Linked DNA regions of Homo sapiens: region 1 is linked to region 2. Evidence: read pairs that join two places in POLR2A ChIA-PET (ENCODE). Cell type or tissue: GM12878. All regions are shown on one strand. Each heading gives the region's core, and the rest is flanking DNA. Links, peaks and the distances in the headings are about the cores only.

Region 1 (11,632 bases), core at 1,695-9,694, 230 kb before region 2:
GAGGCAGGAGAATCGCTTGAACCTGGGAGGCAGGGGTTGCAGTGAGCTGAGACGGTGTCACTGCACTCCAGCCTGGGTGACAGTGAGTCTTTGTCTCAAAGAAAAAAAGAAAAAGAAAACTTATGCAAGTCGAGCTCCTTTTTAATTAAGTAGGAAGGGATTAGGTTAAGAAAGTCTCTCAACATGACCCATCTTTAGCAGTATCTGGGGTGCTTATTTAAGTATGCAGTCCCACTACCCTACCCTAGTCCTACAGAATTAGAATCTGATTCAAAATAAAGTCTGAAAACCATGAGATAGAGAATTCTATGAAATATCTTGTACAGATTTTCGTGATATATTTATACACGCATGGGTTTGTAGATCCCTGAAACTTAGAGGTCATTTAGCTAAAATCTACATTTTTTTTAACTTTTAATAGGATTGAAATGATATTTTACACTGTATCACAGATACAGTATTTTATATAACTTTTTGTAACTGACCTTATCTTGGCCTTGAGTCCCATCCTCTCTGGTGGTAGCGTAAAACTGAAAATTCCAGTTTGGGTCAATATTTAGTGAAAGTTCTACTTTCTTTTCAGAGAGTTTGTTCCCCCCTTTCTTCCTTAGATGTTTTCAAACACACAGCCCCATCCTACTCAAACCAAGTGAAGCAAGAGTGGACAATTCTAGAATTGGCTGTGCCATGTAGGTTTTTTTTAGAATTTGAACTGATTTCCTTCATTTTGATGAGGTGGCAACTGTCCCCATTGTAATGGTCACCATTGCAGCGAGGATAGCCTTACTTCTGCGGCGCAGAGCTCCTCAGGGGGCCTCTGGCTCCTGTCCTTCCTCAGGTCCATCCAACTACTCCTTGGGCCTCCTTATGGTAGCCCTCATTGTCTTGAGTTGATTTCACTAGGTTTCTGTTCTCTGTCATCTGCAACATAACTGACATGGTTCTAAATCTGTCTCTAAGGAGATAACACATTAGTATATTTTCTACACTATTGAAGCCTCTACCTAATGTATGACTTTTGTAGCTCAGGTAAAGAGATCTTTTTACCAGTGTTATCGTTTCTAGTCTGTTTGTTAGTCTTCTTTTAAATAGATATGGCCTAAATCCTGTATTCCTGGCTAGGAAGCACTTCTCTCCACCCCTCTGCTTTGAGTTACAAATTCAATTCAATTTCCTATGTATTTATTAATACCTACAGATAAAGTACTGTGCTTTGGGGGACACAAAGGTGACTGGTACCTGCTCTTTTAGGAGGTCACCGTGCAGAGGATCCTATTCTGGTACACCAATAGTTATAAAGCAAGCCACAGCCTAGGCAACATAGTGAGACCCCTGTCTCTACTAAAAAATTAAAAAAAAAAAAAAAAGATTGGCTAGGTGTGCTGGTGCATGCATAGAGTCCCAGCCACTCGGGAGGCTGAGGTGGGAGGATTGCTTGAGCCTGGGAGGTTGAGGCTGCAGTGGGCCATGATTGCACAACTTGGCAACAGAGTGAGACCCTGTCTCTAAATCAATCAATCAAGCGAGCCAGAATGCAGTAGTGGCCTGAGAGAGGCATCCTGGAACGCAGTGCGGTCTGGCTAGGCTTAGAAGTATTCATGTGATTTTTACCTGACAAGGGAAGGAAGAGCTGCTCCACGTGCAGAGCAAGGTTTCAGAATGAGAGGAGAAGAGCAGGCACTGCAGAGGGTGAGGGAAAGGGCAGCAGTGGACTGGGAAGCCCTCAGGTGGAGGTCAGCATTGCTTCCCTCAGATCATGGGTGAATTTGAGGAACTCAGTTAATATCTTTGTATGTTCCTCCCTCCATAAGGTGAGAACAAGCACATGCTCTGCCCATGTCAGAAATTGTCTAGACTAGTGTTTTTCAAAGTGCAAAAGCCTCAACCCATTACTGAGTTGAGAAGCCAACTTAATGGTTTAACAGGATTGACCAGCATTTTTTCCGAAAAAATCAAAAACATCTGAGTGTACTGCATATAGAAATAGGTGGTTTTGCCTCATGAATATTCTGTTTCTGTGTGTTCCTATATTTTACTTTGTATTGTGTTGGTTTTTTAAGAGACAGTCCTGCTCTGTCATCCAGGCTGGAGTGCAGTGGTATAATCATAGCTCACTGCAAGACTCCTTGAATCCCTGGGCTCAAGCAATCCTCAACCCTTAGCCTCCCAAGTAGCTGAGACTACAGGCACATGCCACCATGCCCAGCTAATTTTTTTTTTTTTTTAATTTTTGTAGAGACAGCATCTTGCTATGTTGCCCAGGCTGGTCTTGAACTCTTGGCCTCAAGCAGTCCTCTCGATCCTCCCACCTTGGCCTCCTAAAGTGCTGAGATTACAGGTGTGAGCCACTGCATCTGGCTTACTTATTTTGTCTATTGTCTGTTCCACTAGTATGTAAAGTCTTAGAGAGCAAGAATTTTTGTTTATTTCTTTCTCTTCCTCCTTTCCTTTCTTCCTCTTTTACTTCGTTCACTACTGTATTCCACATAAAATATATTTGGCATATAGTAGGTGTTCAATATGTTGAAGGAATGAAAGAATTTATAGACTTGAGTTGCAATATAAAATGTATTTTTTTTTACTGTGAGTTATGGCAAAAAAAGTTTTGAAAGCCGCTTCTAAATAATGCAGATGTCAGTGCTTTGACCCTGGAATAAAAACTGAAATGACTTAGTGATTTCAAAGGCATATTTGTTTTCCTGAACAATCTATAAACTGTCTCATTAAGTTGTCTCAGTTATTTGCTTCACTTCGGCAACAGAACCTCAGCCTTTACATGTGTTTAAAGCCTCTTGAGGCAAAGGATTTGGAAAATATGGTTACATGGAGAATAGAAGATAATGAGAGAGAGTATCAATTCATTAGTGCAGTTGAACCCCTCTATTGGAATCCCATCAGCGAGCACAAGTCCCATTTCAACAGCAATAAATGCAACAAGTATTTGCTGAGTGCTTTTCTTATTCACCTCTATATCCATGGTGACTTCTACACAGTTGATACCCACGATTCTTTTTTAAAGAGATGGGGTCTCACTGTGTTGCCCAGGCTGGACACTGGGCTCAAGTGATCCTCCCACCTCAGCCTCCCAAGTAGCTGTGACTATAGGTGTGTGCCACCATGCTCAGCCACAGGCTTTTTTTTTTTTTAACAGGGTCTCACTCTTGTTGCCCAGACTGGAGTGCAATGGCAGCATCTCAGCTCACTGCAACCTCTGCCTCCCAGTTTCAAGTGATTCCCATGCTACAGCCTCCTGAGTAGCTGGAATTACAGGTGTGCGCCACCACGCCCAGCTAATTTTTTATGTTTTTAGTAGAGACGGGGTTTTGCCATGTTGGCCAGGCTGCTTCTCCAACTCCTGGCCTTAAGTGATCCACCTGCTTCGGCCTCCCAAAGTGCTGGGATTACAGGTCTGAGCCACCGCACCTGGCTGGCCACAGGCTTTTTAAAAATGTGCAAATAATGAACATGGACAATGAGGAAGAGAAGGAGGACAGTCACTGTCCTCAAGAGTCTGACAATCTAGATTGGTTGAGACAAGCACACTAAAAACCAATCCTAGGAGCAGCCTGGAGAGGAGAGAATGGGGACAGGAGCCCGAAAGGACCAATAAAAGCTACATCAGAACAAGCATTGGAACTTGGCTTTCAAGATGAGACGGTTTCAGCCAGGAAAGAGAGCAACATTCAGCCAGGCGCGGTGGCTCACGCCTGTAATCCCAGCACTTTGGGAGGCCAAGGCGGGCAGATCACGAGGTCAGGAGATCGAGACCATCCTGGCTAACACGGTGAAACCCCGTCTCTACTAAAAAATACAAAAAAAAAAAAAAAAAAAATAGCTGGGTGCGGTGGTGGGTGCCTGTAGTCCCAGCTACTCGGGAGGCTGAGGCAGGAGAATGCGGGAACCCGGGAGGCGGAGCTTGCAGTGAGCTGAGATCGAGCCACTGGACTCCAGCCTGGGAGACAGAGCCAGACTCCGTCTCAAAAAAAAAAAAAAAAAAAAAAAAAAAAAGAGCAACATTCAAAGCAAAGGAAACACCTGCACAGAGGCAGGAGGAAAGCAGGTTTGTGGGCGTTGTGGGGAGACCAAAAGCTCGATTTGGCTGGAGCACAGAGAGACATGTCTAGGCAGATAACTGGAAACGAGGCTAACCGGAGGTTAGATCCATTCCAGAGCATCTGGAATTCCAGGGTGCGCCAGACCTCTAGCTTGGTACACAGCGGGGAGACATTGAACATTTGTGGGCATAGGCAGGTACAGAGATGAACCCATCCAGCCCTCATCAGCTCTTGGGAAAGGGGAACATGTGAGGTACTAAAAGAATATTACTCTTCATGTCTGCAAATTCAGAGACAGGTGTGTTCTGTTTACATCTGCCTTTCAACTCCAGCCCCATCTGTCTTCGCTTTCTCTTGCATTTAGTTGTTGGGTCCTTCCCCAAATTTCTCTCTGTTCACCTCCCTCCCCTATCTACCTTTCTTTCCTCCAGTTTTCTTCTGTATCTCTAACTCCAAAAGCCTTTTAAGAAGGAAAAAGCGGCCGGGTGTGGTAATTCCAGCACTTTGGGAGGCTGAGGCGGGGCATCACGAGGTCAGGAGATTGAGACCATCCTGGCTAACACGGTGAAACCCCATCTCTACTAAAAATACAAAAAATCAGCCAGATGTGGTGGCACACACCTGTAGTCCCAGCTACTCGAGAGGCTGAGGCAGGAGAATCGCTTGAACCTGGGAGGCGGAGGTTGCAGTGAGCCGAGATCGCGCCAATGCACTCCAGGCTGGGCGACAGAGTGAGACCCGGTCTCAAAAAAAAAAAAAAAAAAAAAAAAAAAAAGACGGAAAAAGCAAGGCATCCTCACAAAATATTCATTTAATTTTCCCAAGAGCTCAGTGAAGTAGTGAAGTGGATATTTTAGAACTCTATTCAGCATGACTTTCCCACTTCCTAACATTACTCAGATTTGTATTGGCCACGCTCCTTCCCCAACAGCCGGTGTCCTTCAGGGGAAGCCAACAGTGCCCCAACAACAGGAATGGGCCTTACATGCTCCGAACCAGTCAGGGTCATTCCTTATTGCCACAGTGATTGCCTCAGGTAACTCGTGCCCACACCAGTCAGCATGTGGTATTTCCACACCACAGGAATTGGTTTAGGATTGGAGGCATTGCTCAAATGAGACTCCAGGAGGGGTTTGCTGCGCTTATGGAAAAGAGGCAGTCACCTTTCTGAGACATTATCAAAAGGGACTCCCTCTCTAGATATGCAAAAGGAAGCAGATTGTCCTGTGTTTTTTGCAGCCACCTTGTGACCATGAAGTGGAGCAAGTTTTAAAATGAAGCCACCACTCTAAAAGGTACAGCAGAGAAACGCAAAGAAACTGGGCCCTTGATGACATCATTGGGCTGCGGAGCCCAACAGTCCCTAGGTGCTAGCTCCCCTTCCTGTGGAATGCCCAGTGAGGGGAGGTCATAAATCCTTGTTACTGTTTAAGCTGGATTGAAGTAGGTTTTTGTCACTTGTCATAGAACTACCCTCATACGAAGTGTACTAACTTGCTAGCCTCTTAGCCACACATCTAAGCCAAACTCCAGTACACCAGTCCCTCCTCAAGCCCACACCATGCTGCCTCTGCTGCCTTCCTGACACCTTTGTTAATCACCACCCAGGTCAGTTGCCTCCCTTGCCCTTGCGTCTGTTCACTCATCTCCCCTGCACCTACCTGCTGACCTGAACCCTTCCACGACACGGCCTTTCCTGGTGATTTCCCTCTTGGTATCTCTGGAATTCCTTTGGTTCAATCACCAAAATATCTCTAGTATTTCCAAGCCATTCCCACTGTCCCCTTTGTCTCCACTCTTCTTCCTGATACCCTGCTTTCTCAGGAAATCTGTAGGTCTTTGGTACCTCTCAGGAGGAGGTAAGCTGATATGTTTGCCTTCTGGCTGTAGATTCAGCTAGTTTCTGGCCCACTCACCGTTGCCACTCCAGAATATTGTTTTAACTTCATTTCAGAATTCACTTCTTAAAAACGCATGTCTCCTCCCTGCTTAAAAAAAGCCAGGCCAGGCTGGGCACGGTGGCTCGCGCCTATAATCCCAGCACTTTGGGAGGCTGGGACAAGTGGATCACTTGAGCACAGGAGTTCAAGCTCAGCCTGGGCAACATGTCAAAACCCTGTCTCTACCATTTTTTTTTTTAATTAGCCAGGCGGGGCATGCACCTGTAGTCCCAGCTACTTGGGAGGCTGAGGCGGGTGGATCACTTGAGCCCAGGAGGTCGTGGCTGCAGTGAGCCATGACTGCACCACTGCACTCCAGCCCAGGCAACAGAGCGGGACCCTGTCTCCAAAAAAAAAAAAAAAAGCCAGGCCCACTCCAGCGTCATAATTGCCAAGAACCGTGTGGGGGTGCCCCCTCATATCCCCTCAGGACCCTGACTCTTTCATTAGCTTCAGCTCCTCTGCATTACTCCTGCTGCTATCCTGGGGACATTGCATTGACAGCCACCTTGGTGTGGGCTGAACAATACGCTCCTCCTCTCAGGTCCTTGACATCCTCTGCACCTCAAGGCTGCCTTCTCCTCTCTGCGGTCACCACACTCTGGCCCTTCCCTGAAGCTGAAACTGTATATCCCTACCCTTCTTCCCATCATTTCTGCATCCTCTTCTGTAGCCACATACCTTGAGATTTCACATTGTCAGTTACTTTCTATCTTTCCACAGGCTCATGCTTTTGGCTTATATATTTGCACCTATTAAAAGCCCTCCCAATGATCTTATGTCTTTTTCAAGCCTGGTCTAATCTGGCCCATCACCACCAGACTGTATTTACTCTCTATAGCACCTCCCACCACCCCATCTAACCTCTCCTCCTGCACTTGTGACCATATACGCTGCCTTTCTTACTGTCACGGATGAATGGTTCACGCTCCTTTTGAAGGCTGTCTACTGTGTCTTCCCTTGCTCTGCATCCCATTCCATTACTGCCCTATTCCTCTGCATTCCTGTATAACTCCCGCCAAGAGTTGTCTATGCTGCCCATCTCCAGATCCTCTCATCCCGTTGTCTCTGGAGCCCACTCCAGTCAAGCTTCTGTCTCCACAGACTCACTGAAATTATCCTTGGAAAACTGCCAGTCATCTCCACTTGGCCAAATCCAATGGTCAGTTTTCATCTCTATCTTACTTGAACTCTTAGCATTTTACACAACTGATCACCCCCTCTCCTTCTTGAAACGCTGTCCCACTTGACTTCATCAACACCACACTCTCCTGGTTTTCCTCCCACCTTACTGGTTGTTCCTTCTCATGGTCATTTGCTGGTTTCTCCTTCCAAGTGCAAAACGCTGGAATAGCCTAGAGATTAGCCTTTTCATCTCTTCTCTATCTACAGTCATTCCCTGAGTAATCTTATCCAGTAGCATGGCTTTTAGGTACCAACTATCTTTTGATTACTTTCAAACGTATATCACCAACCCTGATACCCCACTCTGTGGTGGGCAGTCTCCAAAGATGGCTGCCATCAATTTCTCCCATCCCTGTCAACATATGCCACTGTTCTCATCAAAAAGTGGAGTCTGTTTTCCTTCCCTCACATATGTGCTGGCCTTGTGACCTGTTTTGACAAATAGGATATGGCAGAAGAGATGCTATGTCAGTTTAGACCTAGCTTGAAGAGGCCTGACAGCTTCTGCTCTTGTCCTCTGTGGAGAACCAGTCACTATGTAACACATCTGACTCCCTGTGACCGCCATGCTGTGAGGAAGCCCAAGCTAACTATGTGGAGATGTCACATGGAGCACTGAGGTGCCAGAAATGTGAGTGAAGCCTTCTTGGACCTTTCTGTTCAGCCCAGCCACCAGCTGAATGCAGCCAGATGAGCAACCCCAACTCATGCCACATAGAGCAGAACTGACCAGCTGAATGCAGTCAACCCACAGAGTTGTAAGAAATAAGAAATTGTTGCTGTTCTAAACTCCTGAGTTTTAGGGAAGGTTATTGTGCAGCAAAAGATAACAGAAACACCCTTGATCTCCAGACTCTTGTACCTATTGTCAGCATGTATTGTCAGCATCTCCACGTGGAAGTCCAATAGGGATCCAAACTTACATGTCTACATGTTCACTGGAATTTTTTTTTTTTTGGTGCATTGGCAGGGAATCAAGATAACTGGTGTTTTTTTGTTTTGTTCTGTTTTTTGAGACAGGGTCTCACTCTGTCACCCATGCTAGAATGCAGTGGTGTGATGATTGTGGCTCACTGCATCCTTGACCTCCTGAGCTCAGGTGATCCTCCCACCTCAGCCTCCCAAGTAGCTGGGACTACAGGCATGCACCAACACACCTAATTAAATTTTTTTTTTTTTTTTAGAGACAGGCTCCCACTACATTTCCTAGGCTAGTCTTGAACTCCTGGGATCAAGCAATCCTCCCACGTTGGCCTCCCAAAGTTGGGATTGTAGCATTTTACATAATCCCATTTTAGATAACGGTATTGTAGGTGTGAACCACTGTGCCCAGCCTAAAATTGGGTTCTTGATATCTCACCCTCCCATGATATGGCAGGGTATCTCACCCTCCCATGATATGGCATATCCCATAAGGGTGGGTGAGATATCACCCTCCCAGCATACTATTCTTCCAGCATTCTCCATCTCAGTAAATGGCCATTTGCATGGGCATAAAGATAGGAGTCATTCTAGACTTTTCTTTCTTTCACATTCCTCTTTCAATTCCATCAGCCCTGGCCTCAAAATACATCCAGAGTCCCATGAACTCTTACCACCTCCACCACTGTCATCTTGTTCCAAGCCGCCATAATTATTTGGCTAGAATACTGCAATAGCCTTGTAAATAGTCTTCCACCTTCCATGTTTTTTCCCCTGCCCTCCATCCCATCACCCTACAGTTAACAACATTCAACACAGCCTCCAGAGTGATCTTTTAAAAATAAGTAAGGCACATGAAAAGATGGTCAACATTGCTAATCATTAGGGAAAAGCCAATCAAAACCAAAGTGAGGTTCCACTCCCCACTTCTTAGGATGGCTACTATTAAAATAAAATAAAAAACCAGAAAATAACAAATGTTGGTGAGGATGTGGAAATACTGGAACCTCTGTGCACTGTTGGTAGGGATGTAAAATGGTACACCCTCTGTGGAAACAGTATGGTGGTTCCTCAAAAAATTAAACTTAGAATTATCATCATTTGATCCAGCAATTCCACTTCTGGGCATATACCCAGAAGAACTGAAAGCAGGGACTTGCACAGATATTTGTACACCCTGTTCACAGCAGCATTATTCACAATAGTCAAAAGATAGAAGCAACCCAAATGTTCATCAACAGATGAATGGTTAAACAAAATGTGGTATATCCATGAGATGGAATATTATTCAGCCTTGAAAAGGAATGACATTCAGATACATGCAACAAGATGGATGAACCTGTAAGACATGTGGGACAAATATTGTATGATTGCATATACATGAGGTACCTAGAGTAGTCAAATTCATAGAAAGTAAACAGTGGCCAGGCACTGAGGGAAGGGGAGAATGAGGAGTTACTGTTTAATGGGTGCAGGTTTTCAGTACAAGACGAAAAGGTTCTGGAGATGGATAGATAGTAGTGTCAGTCACACAGCAATGTGAATGTACTGAATGCCACTGAACTGTACACTTAAAAATGGTTAAGATGGTAAATTTTATGTGTATGTTACCACAATAAAATTTAATAAAAATTCTAATTAGAGTGTCCACCTCACTAAGAGTAATAGGCAACATCTTTACAATGGGTTACAAATATACAGAATATTATGAGATGAGTCTATTCGTTGGAACAAACAAAACAGGCAAAGTGAATGTTTTTTCACCTTGAATTTTAATGTATACTTTCTCTGATCTTTTTATTTTACTTTATTTTTTGAGATAGGGTCTCACCCTGTCACCAGGCTGGAATGCAATGGTGCAATCTCAGCTCACTGCAGCTTCAACCTTCTGGGTTCAAGTGATCCTCCCAGCTCATCCTCCTGAGTAGCTGAGACTACAGGCTACCACACCTGGATAATTTTTTGTGGGTTTTTTTTTTTTTTAAATTTTTAGTAGAGACGAGGTCTCACTATGTTGCCCAGGCTGGTCTGGGACTCCTGGGCTCAAGTGATCTTCCTGGGCTCAAGTGATCCTCCTGTCTTGGCCTCCAAAAGTGCTGGGATTACAGGCATGAGCCACTGTGCCTGGTTGAATTTTTTGAGATGGAGTCTCACTCTGTCACCCAGGCTGGACTGCAGTGGCACAATCTCAGCTCATTGCAACCTTTGCCTCCCGGGTTCAAGCAATTCTCTTGCCTCAGCCTCCTGAGTAGCTGGAACTACAGGCATGTGGCACCATGCCCGGCATTTTTTTTTTTTTTTTTTTCCTTTTTAGTAGAGATGGGGTTTCACCATGTTGGCCAGGATGGTGTCGAACTCCTGACCTTGTGATCCGCCCCAAAGTGCTGGGATTACAAGCGTGAGCCACTGTGCTATGCCTGAATTTTTTTTTTTCTTTTTTAAGACAGAATCTCACTCTGTCACTCACGCTGGAGTGCAGTGGCACAATCTCAGCTCACTGCAACCTCCAACTCCCTGGTTCAAGCGATTCTGCTGCCTCAGCCTCCCAAATAGCTGGGATTATAGGTGGGATTACAAGCGTGCACCACCAGGCCAGGCTAATTTTTGTATTTTTAGTAGAGACGGGGTTTTGCCATGTTGAGCAGGCTGGTTTAACTCCTGGCCTCAAGTGATCTGCCTGCCTCGGCCTCCCAAAGTGCTGGGATTACAGGCGAAAGCCACTGTGCCCAGCTTCCTCGAATTTTAACACGCAAGTTCCCTTTTTCTCTTAGTGTTATTTAGCTCTTCTGTGGAGAGGTTGCTGGTCTACTGAGAATGGCCAATGGCCGGCCGGACGCGGTGGCTCATGCCTATAATCCCAGCACTTTGGGAGGCCAAGGCGGGCAGATCATGAGGTCACGAGATCGAGACCATCCTGGCTAACATGGTGAAACCCCGTCTCTACTAAAAATACAAAAAAAAAAAAAAAATTAGCCAGGCATGGTGGCGGGCGCCTATAGTCCCAGCTACTCGGGAGGCTGAGGCAGGAGAATGACGTGAACCCGGGAGGCTGAGCTTGCAATGAACTGAGATTGCACCACTGCACTCCAGCCTGGGCAACAGAGTGAGACTCCGTGTGAAAAAAACAAACAAACAAACAAAAACCAAAAACACTCACAGATGTAAAGCTACTCTGTTTGAATGCATGTGGCTCCTTGGGAATGGCAGACGCCTTGCATGTGACAGTGGTTGGTTTGTAGGTAGGTTTGTTCAACATTGCTGTCCTCTGAGGCAGCAGAATCTAAGAGGCCTAGCCTGCCTGTCAGGAGGAGCTCGCATATATCGTGTGCCAGATGAGAACTGAAGAAGAAGCATGAGTTTTACGAGAGCAGGGTGTGTCGGCAGAGGAGCAGGTGGGAGAGAAGGGCAGGAGAAGGGAGGGCATGGTGTAAATGCAAGATCCGGCAGTCCACAAGGCCAATGTGGAGCTTTATCAGAAAGGCTTTGGTGAGCCAGGAAGGAAGAAATGATAGAATAAGACTTGTGTGCTGT
Region 2 (11,632 bases), core at 1,299-9,298:
TGAGCCCAGGAGTTCGAGACCAGCCTGGGCAACATGGAGAAACCCTGTCTCTACAAAAAATACAAAAATTAGCTGGGCGTGGTGGTTGGTGCCTGTAGTCCCAGCTACTTGGGAGGCTGAGGTGAGAGGATCACTTGAGCCTGGGAGGTAGAGGCTGCAGTGAGCCGAGATCACGCTACTGCACTCCAGCCTTGGTGACAGAGGGAGACCCTGTCTCAAAAAAATAAATAAAAGAAACAGACCTAAACACAACTACTGGAGTATGAGGGATGATAATCAATCACTCCTTTGTCAATTTCTCTCAGTTCTAAAACCAAATGAGAACAAAAAGACATTGGAATCAGAAAGATGGAAATCAAAATATCAGCTGTGGAACTGGTGGAGCTAAACTGAAGACTGTAGCTTGAATCAACACCCAAGTGTACTTTCTAATCACTCCACCTCTAAATTCAATCTATTCACCTAGTCCTTTCACCCATGGATTGACCCTGCATCCTCCCATCACGGGTTAGAAATGCTCTTAAGTAGAGATCATGTAAAAAACTGAGGACAGCCTGCTCAGAAAGAGAGAATGCTCAGAAGGGTCTGACACACAACCTCAGTTTCTTCTCCCTGTCTCACTTATTCAGATTATCCCTCCCACTAGATGAAAAGGGAGGTTAAACTGTTAGTCCCCTGACTAACAGGCTGCCCTCTCTGGAAACACTAGGTCACGGGAATGGAGGTTACCTGCAACATTTTAAAACTTGCATTCACTTAACCCACTGGCTATAACAACTTAACATATGATCAGCCAGGGGAGAAGACAGCAGTTCATAGGACTGCTTTGCTCCCATATCATGATGCTGCCCCCCAATACTGTCTCTGTTCCTTTATTTATTTTTGAGACAGTCTCGCTTTGTCACCCAGGCTGGAGTGCAGTGGCTTGATCTCGGCTCACTGCAACCTCCGTCTCCTGGTTCAAGTGATTCTCCAGCTTCAGCCTCCCGAGTAGGTGGGACTACAGGTGCCCACCACCGTGCCCGGCTAATTTTTGAATTTTTAGTAGAGACAGGGTTTCACCATGTTGGCCAGGCTGGTCTCAAACTCCTTACCTCAGGTGATCCACCCACATTGGCCTCCCAAAGTGCTGGGATTGCAGGCGTGAGCCACCGTGCCCGGCCTCTCTGTTCCTTTATTTATCATTCTAGAATCACATAGAGGCAGCTAAGTAGTTGCCCCCAGAAACAGGTAAGAACAATTCGTTAATTAAATTAACTCCAAGGCCAATCTGTGCTCTAGGCTGAAGGTGAATCTGTTTCTCAACTCAAATTATACACAGCCATCTTGTCTAATACAATTCCTCAAAGGTTATTACATGAAATCTAATTGACAGCATAAAGATACTCCATAGTACAAAGTAAGCTATTAATTCATAAAGTATACTGAATATAAATTGCCTTTCATTATGATGTTTCCACAAATAAAAAAAATCATTTTCCTTTTATAAGTTAAAGTACGAACAGATATTAGAGATGAAAGCCTTAAAGAATTTTTTTAGCCTGTTTTATTATTGTTTTAAAATTTACTACAGTGTACCCCTTTATTGCCTGCACTGGGGGCAATCCACTTCTGCCTTGCACTTAGCATGACACTGCTTTTTATTGACATGTAACATACATTCAGAAACAGTGATCAGATGTATCCAGATCAAACATCACCACCTAGGTCAAGAAAGATGATATTACAGGTATCCCAGAAGCCCACTCCACAACCCCTCCTAATTGCTAACACCATATATTAGTTTTGTCTCATGTTTATCTTCAAATAAATGGAATCAATCACACAGTATCTATTCTTATATGCCTGCCGATCCTTCAAATCTCTTCCAAAAAAAAAAAATGCAAGAGGAGGGAACACTTTCTAATTAATTATGTGAGGTCAGTATTACCATGACACCAAGCCAGACGCAGACTTAAAAGAAAACTGACTAGTATAGACAGACAATATGCAAATGCATATACATGCATACATACATGAAATTAAGTCGAGAAGTGATGGGTTCTACTTTAAAAAGAGCAAGAGCTGGGATAGAATGTAAGACTATTTTAGATAAGACAGTTTTTGAATAGACACTGAATTAAACAATATAAGGCTGAATATGTAAATACATACACACATACATATTTATTCTACAATTTGAAAACATAAATGTGGCCAACAGTTCGTCTTCACCAGTTCAATTTGAAAAAGGTATTCCCCATGCTTCAGTGACAATAACCTAATACTTTATAACCTTTGCAATGCTTATTTGAGCAATGCCACTTCCCAGTTATTTTCCAAATGTACACCAGTGTAAGTGAATGAGACACATTACTATTAATATAAGGTATTATTATTTAGAAGCCAATTTTAAAATTGAGCTATGAATTCCAATATTTATCTATTTTTTTTGGTCTGTTTTTTGAGATGGGCTTACTCTGTCACCCAGGCTGAAGTGCAGTGGTACAGTCAAGGTTCACTGCAGCCTCAACTTCCTGAGCTCAAGCTTCCTGAGTAGCTGGGACCACAGGCATGTGCCACTACGCCCAGCTAATTTTTTGTATTTTTTATAGAGACGGGGTTTCACCATGTTGGCCAGGCTGGTCTCGAACTCCTAGACTCAAACGATCCACCCGCCTCAGCCACCCATGATTGGGATTACAGACATGAGATACCACACCCGGCCTCAAAAAGTTGTTTTTGAAGACATGGAAAACATTCACAATAATTAAGTAATGTTAAATTAAATGGGAGTCTATGCAATTAAACATAATATATATAAAGCTTCTTTCTTAAGAAAATAAAAAACAATATGAACCTACTGGTAAAATATTTATTTCTGGGTATACATTTTAAATTATATGTGCCAAAAAAAAGTGGTTGAAAGGAAATAAGCCAAAATATAAATGTACTTATAATTGGATTACAGGTGACTTTAAAATTTTTCTTTGAGCTGTTCTATACTTTTTTTTTTTTTTTTGAGGCAGTCTTGCTCTGTCACCTAGGCTGGAGTGCAGTGGCATGATCTCAGCCCATTGCAACCTCCACCTCCCAGGTTCAAGCGATTCTTGTGCCTCAGCCTCCCGAATAGCTGGGATTACAGGCACATACCACTGCACCCGACTAATTTTGTATTTTTAGTAGAGACAGGGTTTCACCATGCTGGCCAGGCTGGTCTTGAACTCCCGACCTCAGGTGATCTGCTCGCCTCAGCCTCCCAAAATGCTGGGATTACAGGCATGAGCCACGGCACCTGGCCTGTTCTATGCTTTTTTTATACTTCTGTATTAAACTTGTCTTTTTAAATTTTTAATGTTTTAATTTTTTTCTATTGGTAGAGATGGGGGGGGGGTCTCGCTATGTTGCCCAGGCCGGTCTTGAACTCATGTCCTCAAGTGATCATCCCACCTCTGTCTCCCATAGTGTTATGATTACAGGTGTGAGCCCCTATACCCTGCCCGTACTAAGCTTTTCTATACAGACTAATTTAAAATGCTATCAAAATTGAGTAAAGTATATAACAAAATCGATTGGATGTAGCCAAAGCTATGTTAAGGGGATAAATGCACAAACTTTATTTCATTATTTTAAAAGAAATAACAATAAAGTATTAGCCCAACAAGTAAGAACAGGAACAAAAGCAACCTCAAAGAAAGCAGAAAGGAGAAAACAATAAACCAAAAGTAAAAAAAGTAAGGAATCAGATGGTTGCACAATTCTGGGAAGATGCTAAAAATCACTAGACACTTCCAAATGGTGAATTTTTTTTTTTTTGAAACTGAGTTCCACTCTGTCACCCCGTCTGGAGTGCAGTGACATGATTTTGGCTCACTGCAACCTCCACCTCCTGGGCAGCTGGGATTACAGATGTGCACCACCACACCCGACTAATTTTTTGTATTTTTAGTAGAGACAGAATTTCGCCATGTTGCCCAGGCTGGTCTTGAACACCGGAGCTCAGACAATCCGCCTGCCTCAGCCTCCCAAAGTGCTAGAATTACAGGCATGAGCCACCGCACCCGGCCTAAAATGATGAATTTTTTGGTATATATAAGTTATATCTCGAGTTGTTATTAAAAAGATAATCAGAAAAGAGAAAAGCTGTAGAATTAAAAATGAAATAAAATTTAAAGTCTGGTGCTTTTGAGAAAAAATAAGATAACACAAAATCAGCAACTAATCAAGAAAAAAGAAAAATAATTTTTAAAACAGAGGAAAGAGGCTGGGCGTGGTGGCTCATGCTGGTAATCCTAGCACTTTGGGAAGCCAAGGTGGGTGGATCACCTGAGGTCAGGAGTTTGAGACCAGCCTGACCAACATGGTGAAACCCCGTCTCTACTAAAAATACAAAAATTAGCTGGGCATGGTGGCGTGCACCTGTAATCCTAGCTACTCAGGAGGCTGAGGCATGAGAATTGCTTGAACCTGGGAGGCAGGGGTTGCAGTGAGCCGAGATCGTGCCACTGCGCTCCAGCCTGGGAGACAGAGTGAGACTTTGTCTTAAAAGAAAAAAAAAAAAAAAAAAACAGAGGAAAGAGATAAAACAGTTTGAAAACTTTAAAAAATTGTGTAAGTGAAATACTACATGTCAACTCAAACAGGTTTTGAAACTTCAAATGGATAATTTGGGTTTTTATTTTTTAAAAAGCCTATAATTGAATAAAATAAAAGTTTTGAAAGAAATAACTTCAGAAAAGACCCAAATGACTTAGTAGGTATTTCAAACCTTCAAAGAAAAGAACACAGAGAGAGGCTGGGTGTGGTGGCTCATGCCTGTAATCCCAGCACTTTTGGGAGGCCAAGGCGGGTGGATCATGAAGTCAGGAGATCGAGACCATCCTGGCTAACGCAGTGAAACCCTGTCTCTACTAAAAATAAAAAAATAAAAAAAAAAATTAGCTGGGTGGCAAGCCTGTAATCCTAGCTACTCAGGAGGCTGAGGCAGGAGAATCGCTTGAACCCAGGTGGCGGACGTTGCAGTGAGCCAAGAAGAAAATGCCGCTGCACTCCAGCCTGGGCAACGGAGCAAGACTCCGTCTCAATAAAAAAATAAAAAGAGAGAGAAAGAAGGAAAGAAAGAAAGGAGGAAAGAAAGAAAGAGGTGAAAGAAAGAATAGAAAAAGTACCCATTTACCATATTTAAAATGTAACAAGTTTATTACACTAAAAATAGATACCAATCTAACTTCTCTGATTAAAAAAATGTCCATCTTATACAAATGTTAACACCTTACTTATGGTAAAATCTGAAGATTTTCTCATTAAAATTAAGAATAAAATAAGGATAATTAAAATAAAATAGTTTTAATGAACCTCCTGGAAGTTCAAGTCAGTGTATTAAAATATATGCCAGAAATCATCCTTGAAAGACATTATTATATGCAGACAAGAAGTTTTACCATGTAGAAAATTTAAGATAATAATAACTACAGCAACCAATAGTTACAGGGAGCTTCCTGCATCAAATGTACAATATGATGTACCATCACTCTTATTCCTCACAATAATTACACAAGGAAAGTAAGAGGTGACAAAACTGTTTCAGAGAGCTGAAGTGATATGCCCAAAATGATAAATATAAGTGGCGGGCACCGGATTTGAACCCAGATCTGTCTTACTCCAAAGTCTATGCTTTCAATGAGTACTCACGCTCTCTCAAAAACTATTAGATGTCTTTAAAAACAACAACAAAAAACTCATGATGGTGACCAGATACAGAACATACAAAAGTTAATTTTCCCCTTTTTATTTTTAACTTGGCTTGTTCCAGAAAGCATTTCAATTTGTTTAATAAAAACAAATGCAATTCAAGATTAAATCCAGGCAGTCTGACTCCAGAGCCTGCAATTTTATCCACTGAGTAATAAATATTTCCTCCACATTTCCTTCTATGTTTAGCAATTTGATTTTTTATATAGCCAACATAAAAGCTGAACACAGTGCTGAGATGTGAAACTCACCAGAAGTTGACCAAGCAGAGGCTGCTAAAGCAAGGGCAGCAATGACACAGGCTTCCTTCATGTTTCCAAAGGCAGGTCATGTGTTTCGTTTTAGCAGTTACACCAGAGAGAACTGAGTCTGTCACATAAATAACTGCTGGAACCCCTCCCTTCCTTGTGGGTAACTACTTCAGGTGATTTGTATATTAGTCAAGATATATCATCTACATATGAGGTGCCAAGGAGATTGCAGCAAAAACTTTAGTTTATCCCTGAAAGACATTTGCCAAGAGATAAACTGCATAATTTATCACCTGGATTATTGAGACGTAAACATGATGAGTTTGCACAAGAGAAAAAAAAACTTCAGGAGACAAAAAAAACCTGTGATAGATTTTAAAGGTGCAGCCATCAGACTACAAATATGTAAGCCAGAATGGGAAAGAAATATTTATAGAATTCCAGTACACAAAAGAAGATGACATATGGCTGGTAGTCCCTGACACAGGCTCTCCTAACTTCACACTGAATAAATATAAAAATGCACACACACACAAAAGGGGAAATACTGAATATCACCTAGACTGATACACAATCTATTGTCTGAATCTAGGAAGAGAGGTTCAGCAGCTCTAAGGTACATGGAGTCAGCCCCAGAAAGACAGGTCTCCTGTGCTTTCCCTCATGAAAGATCTCAAAGAATACCTCTGCCCACCCGAACAAAGAAGAGAGGCTCGCGCTGGATCAGACTCTGGGCTTGTACCAACTAAGATCAGAAGCTGTCTCTCTGTTTTACACATGCTACTTTTCAAGACACACTCAATGTGATTCCTCATCCTCATCTTTCAAATCCAGTTCCAAAGCTTGTAGCTCCCAAATAAGATAAGCAGACAGTAGGGGAGTCCTGCAGTGGAGCATCCTGGGAAGTACATGCCCCAAGGCATGGCTGACAAGGATGGGGAGGGGAAGAACCGTGGCAGCAGGGCATTCCAGGAGAGAGTAGTTTTTGTGTTTTTGTTGTGTTTCATGTTGTTTTTGAGATAGGGTCTCCCTCTGTCACCCAGGCTGGAGTGCAATGGCACAATCACAGCTTGCTGCAAGCTTGAACTCCTGGGCTCAAGTGATCCTCCCGCCTCAGCCTCCCAAGTACCTGAGACCACAGGTACATACCACCACGCCTGGCTATTGTTAAAAATTTTTTGTAGAAATGGGATCTTGCTATTGCTACATTGCCCAGGCTCATCTCGAACTCCTGGCCTCGGGCAATCCTCCCACCACAGCCTCCCAAAGTGCTGGGATTACAGGCATTAGCCACTGAGCCAGGCCTGGAGAGTAGTTTTAAACAGAGGAAGTAAAGGAAGGTCACATGTCAGCCTTGCACACTGGCCTGAGCTATTTGCCCAACAGGTGCCACATCTGAAACTACAGCTCAGAAAAAGGAATTCCTCCATATAGACAGGGAAGGGAGCCAAAAGCAACCTACACATTCCTGCCTTTGACTACACTAGCTCTAGAGATATCTCCTAATATGAGGAAGAATTAACAGAAAAAAAAAATAACCTGATGCCTATGAAAAAAATAATGTGCCACAGGCAATGGAGGCTATTCTGAAGAGCAAATATCTAAAACTAATTTACCATGAAACCTACAAGAATTCTTCCACACGAAAACTATATCATTATGATGTGTCAATACAGATTCATCAATTCTAACAAATGTACCACTCTGGTAGAGGATGCTGCTAAGGAAGGAAGTAATGCATGTGTGGGATATATGATATTTCTGTACCTTCTCAGTTTTGCTGTGAATCTAAAACTTTATGCTATAAAAAAAAATAAAGCTTTGGCCAGGCACAGTGGCTCATGCCTGTAATCCCAGCACTTTGGGAGGCCAAGGTGGGTGGATCACCCAAGGTCAGAAGTTTGAGACCAGACTGGCTAATGTGGCGAAACCCCATCTCTACTAAAAATACAAAATTAGCCGGGCATGGTGGCACACCCATGTAATCCCAGCTACTAGGGAGGCTGAGGAAGGAGAATTGCTTTAACCTGGGCGGTGGAGGTTGCAGTGAGCCAAGATCATGCCACTGCATTCCAGCCAGGGTGATAGAGACTCTGTCTCAAAAAAATAAATAAATAAAGCCTTAAAAAAAAAAACTATATGAAACAGGGACAGAAAGTTATATATAACCGGCTGTGATGAAAAGACAATAGGATAAAATGAAAAAGGAAGTGAGCACCATAGCAAATTAACCATTTGAGACAATATGGAACAGAAACTAAGCTATAGAACATCTTATCAGACTGTCCTTTTTAATACAGAGGACAAACTTAACAAGGTCTCCAGAATACAGAAGAGAAAGCCAGAACCAGTGAGAAATGGTGCTAACTACAGGGAAAGGGAAAGGGGAGCCAAGGTAAGAATAAGTGTTTCTGAGAATCCAGAACAACTGCAACAGAAGCAATTAAAACTGTAACTGAAGGAAAATAGGCCCAGCGCCATAGCTCATGCCTGTAATCCCAGCACTTTGGGAGGCCGAGGCAGGATGATTGTTTGAGGCCAGGAGTTTGAGACCAGCCTGGGCAATATAACAAGACCCCCTCTTTACAAAAAATTTAAAAATTAGCTGGACGTGGTGGCATGCACCTCTAGTCCCAGCTATTGGTGAGGCTGAGGTGAGAGGATTGTTTGAGTCCAGGACTTTGAGGGCTGCAGTGGGCTATGATCGAGCCACTGCACTCCAGCTTGGGCAACGGGGTGAGACCCAGTCTCTAAACCAAATAAAAAATAAAAACAAAAATAAGCTGGAAGTCAAAAAAAAAAAAAAAAAAAACAAGACTGAGTGGGCTCCCTGTGTTCCAGTGGAGAGTAGGGGTGGGGGGAATCAATGAAGAAATAATGGTATTGCATTTTCGTTTGTTTGTTTTTTGAGACAGGGGTCTCACTCTCTCACCCAGGCTGGAGTTTAATGGCTTGATCATAGCTCATTACAACCTCAAACTCCTGAACTCAAGTGATCCTCCCACTTCAGCCTCCCAAGTAGCTGGGACTACAGGCATGCACCATCACACCCAGCTAATTTTTGTACTTTTTGTAGAGACAAAGTTTTGCCATGTTGCCCAGACTAGTCTTGAACTCCTGGGCTCAAGCGATCCTCCCACCTCAGCCTCCCAAAGTGCTGGGACTACAGGCGTGAGCCACTATGCCTGGTTGATATTGCTTTTAAGATGGGAAGAAAAAAAAAACCCATCAATTTAAAACTAGGTCCATTGTCTACAATAATTACATATATAAGAGCTAACATACACACGACGAATACTGGAAAAGGTATAATGAAATGGTAACAGGGGTTATTATAAGTTGTTGGTGCAATAGAAAGGTGAACCTCTCCCCCTTTGGAAACAAGGGATACACATGGTTCTCAAAGAGCTGAACTATGAGAGGACATAAGAAATAAACTGAAAGAGGTAAGTTATAGCCCAGGCTACTATCTATATGAGTATATTAATATATCTACAGAAAAGGTCAGGTAAAATTGCTATTGACTGAACCACACAGAATCAAAAAAAGAGAGCTACAGAAGTAAATGCTCCTGCAGCATTAGGTGAGGGAAGTTAGCCAAAGGAATTTGAGTCTTCTAACCTTAAGGGTAAGAGCATTGCTTATGTGGAGATGGCTATAGGCAAAGTTATCCCTATCAAAGCCTGATGCCAGTAAACACTGATTTTACACTCTACCTATCTAACTCCCTTGTTCTGATTCCATGGTCATGAAATGACCTTCTGACTATGATTCTGTTTCATGCACAATTATATCCAAAGGAAGAGAATGTGCTGATCAAGCACCTACATGTTTAACCTATGAGATGGCAACTCTTTGTTATAAATTAATAAACTGGATTATCAGGGGAAAGAATGTGCTAATTTACGTATTTATTTGAGACAGGGTCTTGCTCTGTTGCCCAGGCTGGAGTGCTGTAGCTCAATCATAGCTCACTGCAGCCTCAAACTCTTGAGCTCAAGGGATCCTCCTGCTTCAGTCTCCTGAGTAGCTGAGACTACAGGCATGTGCCACCATGGCCAGCTAATTTTTTTTATTTTTTTGTAGAGACAGGGTCTCACCATGTTGCCCAGACTAAGAATATGCTAAAATTTAAAAGACTAAGTATTCAAGTGTTAGGAAAGCCATTTAAGTTTACTGGTTAAAGACATGGGCTTTGAAATCAGAGAAATATGAGTTTAAATCTTGGTTCTGCCACCTGCTGGCTGTGCAATTGCAGCTGTAAAATGAGGGGAGTATCTGTCTTGGGGATTAATGGTATTAAACAGGACAATGCATGTAAAGTACTTAGCACAGTGTTTGGCACATAGGAGGTGCCCAGTAAATATTTGTTGAATAAACAAAAAGAACATACATGATCAATAAGTGGTTCTTATTTAAAATTTGGAGTTTAAATGATCTCAGTTCATGCATGCCTTCTTCTAAAAGACAGATCCAACCTTAGGGCGTTGGGCAAAAATCGGAGTTTGGGACTTAACTAACTTGAAGACCAGACTCTTCTAGAGTTTGATAAGCTCTCTAGGTATTTTCCACCATTCTGTAAGAGGCCTTTTGAGAAACAGACTGACAGTCTTGTTTTTCCTGGTTTTAATACTCTGGGTAGTAGGATTATGAGTAACTATTTTCCTTTCTATTGTTTTAAATTGTCTGTAATACAAAAAAGTCCTTTTTATTACCTAAGTAATTTTTTTAAATTACCATAAAAATCTGGAAAAAGAAAAGATAAATAATAAAGAATAAATAAAAGAAAGCTGGAAATAAGGTTTGGCTCTAAAATGCATTGCAGTAAGGTGCCACAGATTTGCTAAAGGTATCAAGGAAATTCATCCCTACATTTTCTATCAGACTTCTAAAAAAAAAAATCGATGAGAGTCATAGCATCTATAAGATAAAAATAAGGTAAGGGCCCAGAAGAAGCACAGCCATTCTTATTAGTAAACCATGAGAGAAATTCTTCCCACAGGTATTCATTAAAGTGTTTCTTCAAGTAAGCCACTGGCAAAATGTCAGAACACAAAGTCTAAAATGTAAACTCTGGACCAATTCAAGGGCACTATTGTTTATGAATTACAGAAACAAAACAAAGTAAAACCCAAACCTCCTTTGAAGTTGATTTCTTTCATAAAATAGTCACATAACACAAACTGTGGAAATGGTGTTAGATGTATTTGATATATGACACACTTTTCCTCAAAATAACATATCAACATGAAATACCTAAAGACAGTGCAAAAGAAAATAAATAAAACCTAAAAAAAAGTTTTTTCAGACTTGTTTTTAACCAAACGCAAAGAATATATTAATAACTTCTTCTTTTTTTTTTTTTTTTTTTTTTTTTTGAGACAGGGTCTTGCTCTGTCACCCAGGCTAGAGTGCAGTGGCACGATCACGGCTCACTGAAACTTCAACTTCCCGGGATCAGGTGATCCTCCCACCTCAGCCTCCTGAGTAGCTGGGACTACAGTCTCGTGCCACCACGCCCAACGTATTTTTTTTTTGTATTTTTTTTGTAGAGACGGGGTTTCGCCATGTTGCCCAAGCTCGTCGCAAACTCCTGGACTCAAGTGATCCATTCGCCTCAGCCTCCCAAAGTGCTGGGATTACAGGTATGA

Evidence for each region. ChIA-PET counts read pairs that join two places held together with the same protein. Peaks named below come from ENCODE experiments on the same cell type or tissue, not always from the same donor. Only the 100,000 strongest peaks of a DNase experiment are listed, where the experiment ranks them.
Region 1: POLR2A ChIA-PET joins it to region 2 with 5 read pairs; 2 of 35 experiments call an interaction of 5 or more read pairs at or near these places.

The regions. Positions count from the first base shown.
Region 1 is chr9:112,674,982-112,686,613 of GRCh38, reverse strand. It overlaps INIP (INTS3 and NABP interacting protein), which reads left to right. Exons shown (of 5, transcript NM_021218.3): 5 at 1-2,688. Among named protein-coding and RNA genes, the nearest start is that of INIP, 37 kb to the left of the region's middle. In GM12878, for the core only: no CTCF peak of the experiment used is centred there; no DNase peak of the experiment used is centred there.
Region 2 is chr9:112,441,996-112,453,627 of GRCh38, reverse strand. The region is part of intron 8 of HSDL2 (hydroxysteroid dehydrogenase like 2); the gene reads right to left. HSDL2-AS1 (HSDL2 antisense RNA 1) reads left to right here. Exons shown (of 5, transcript NR_171779.1): 5 at 1-1,830. Among named protein-coding and RNA genes, the nearest start is that of KIAA1958, 39 kb to the left of the region's middle. In GM12878, for the core only: no CTCF peak of the experiment used is centred there; a DNase peak (open chromatin) is centred at 6,091.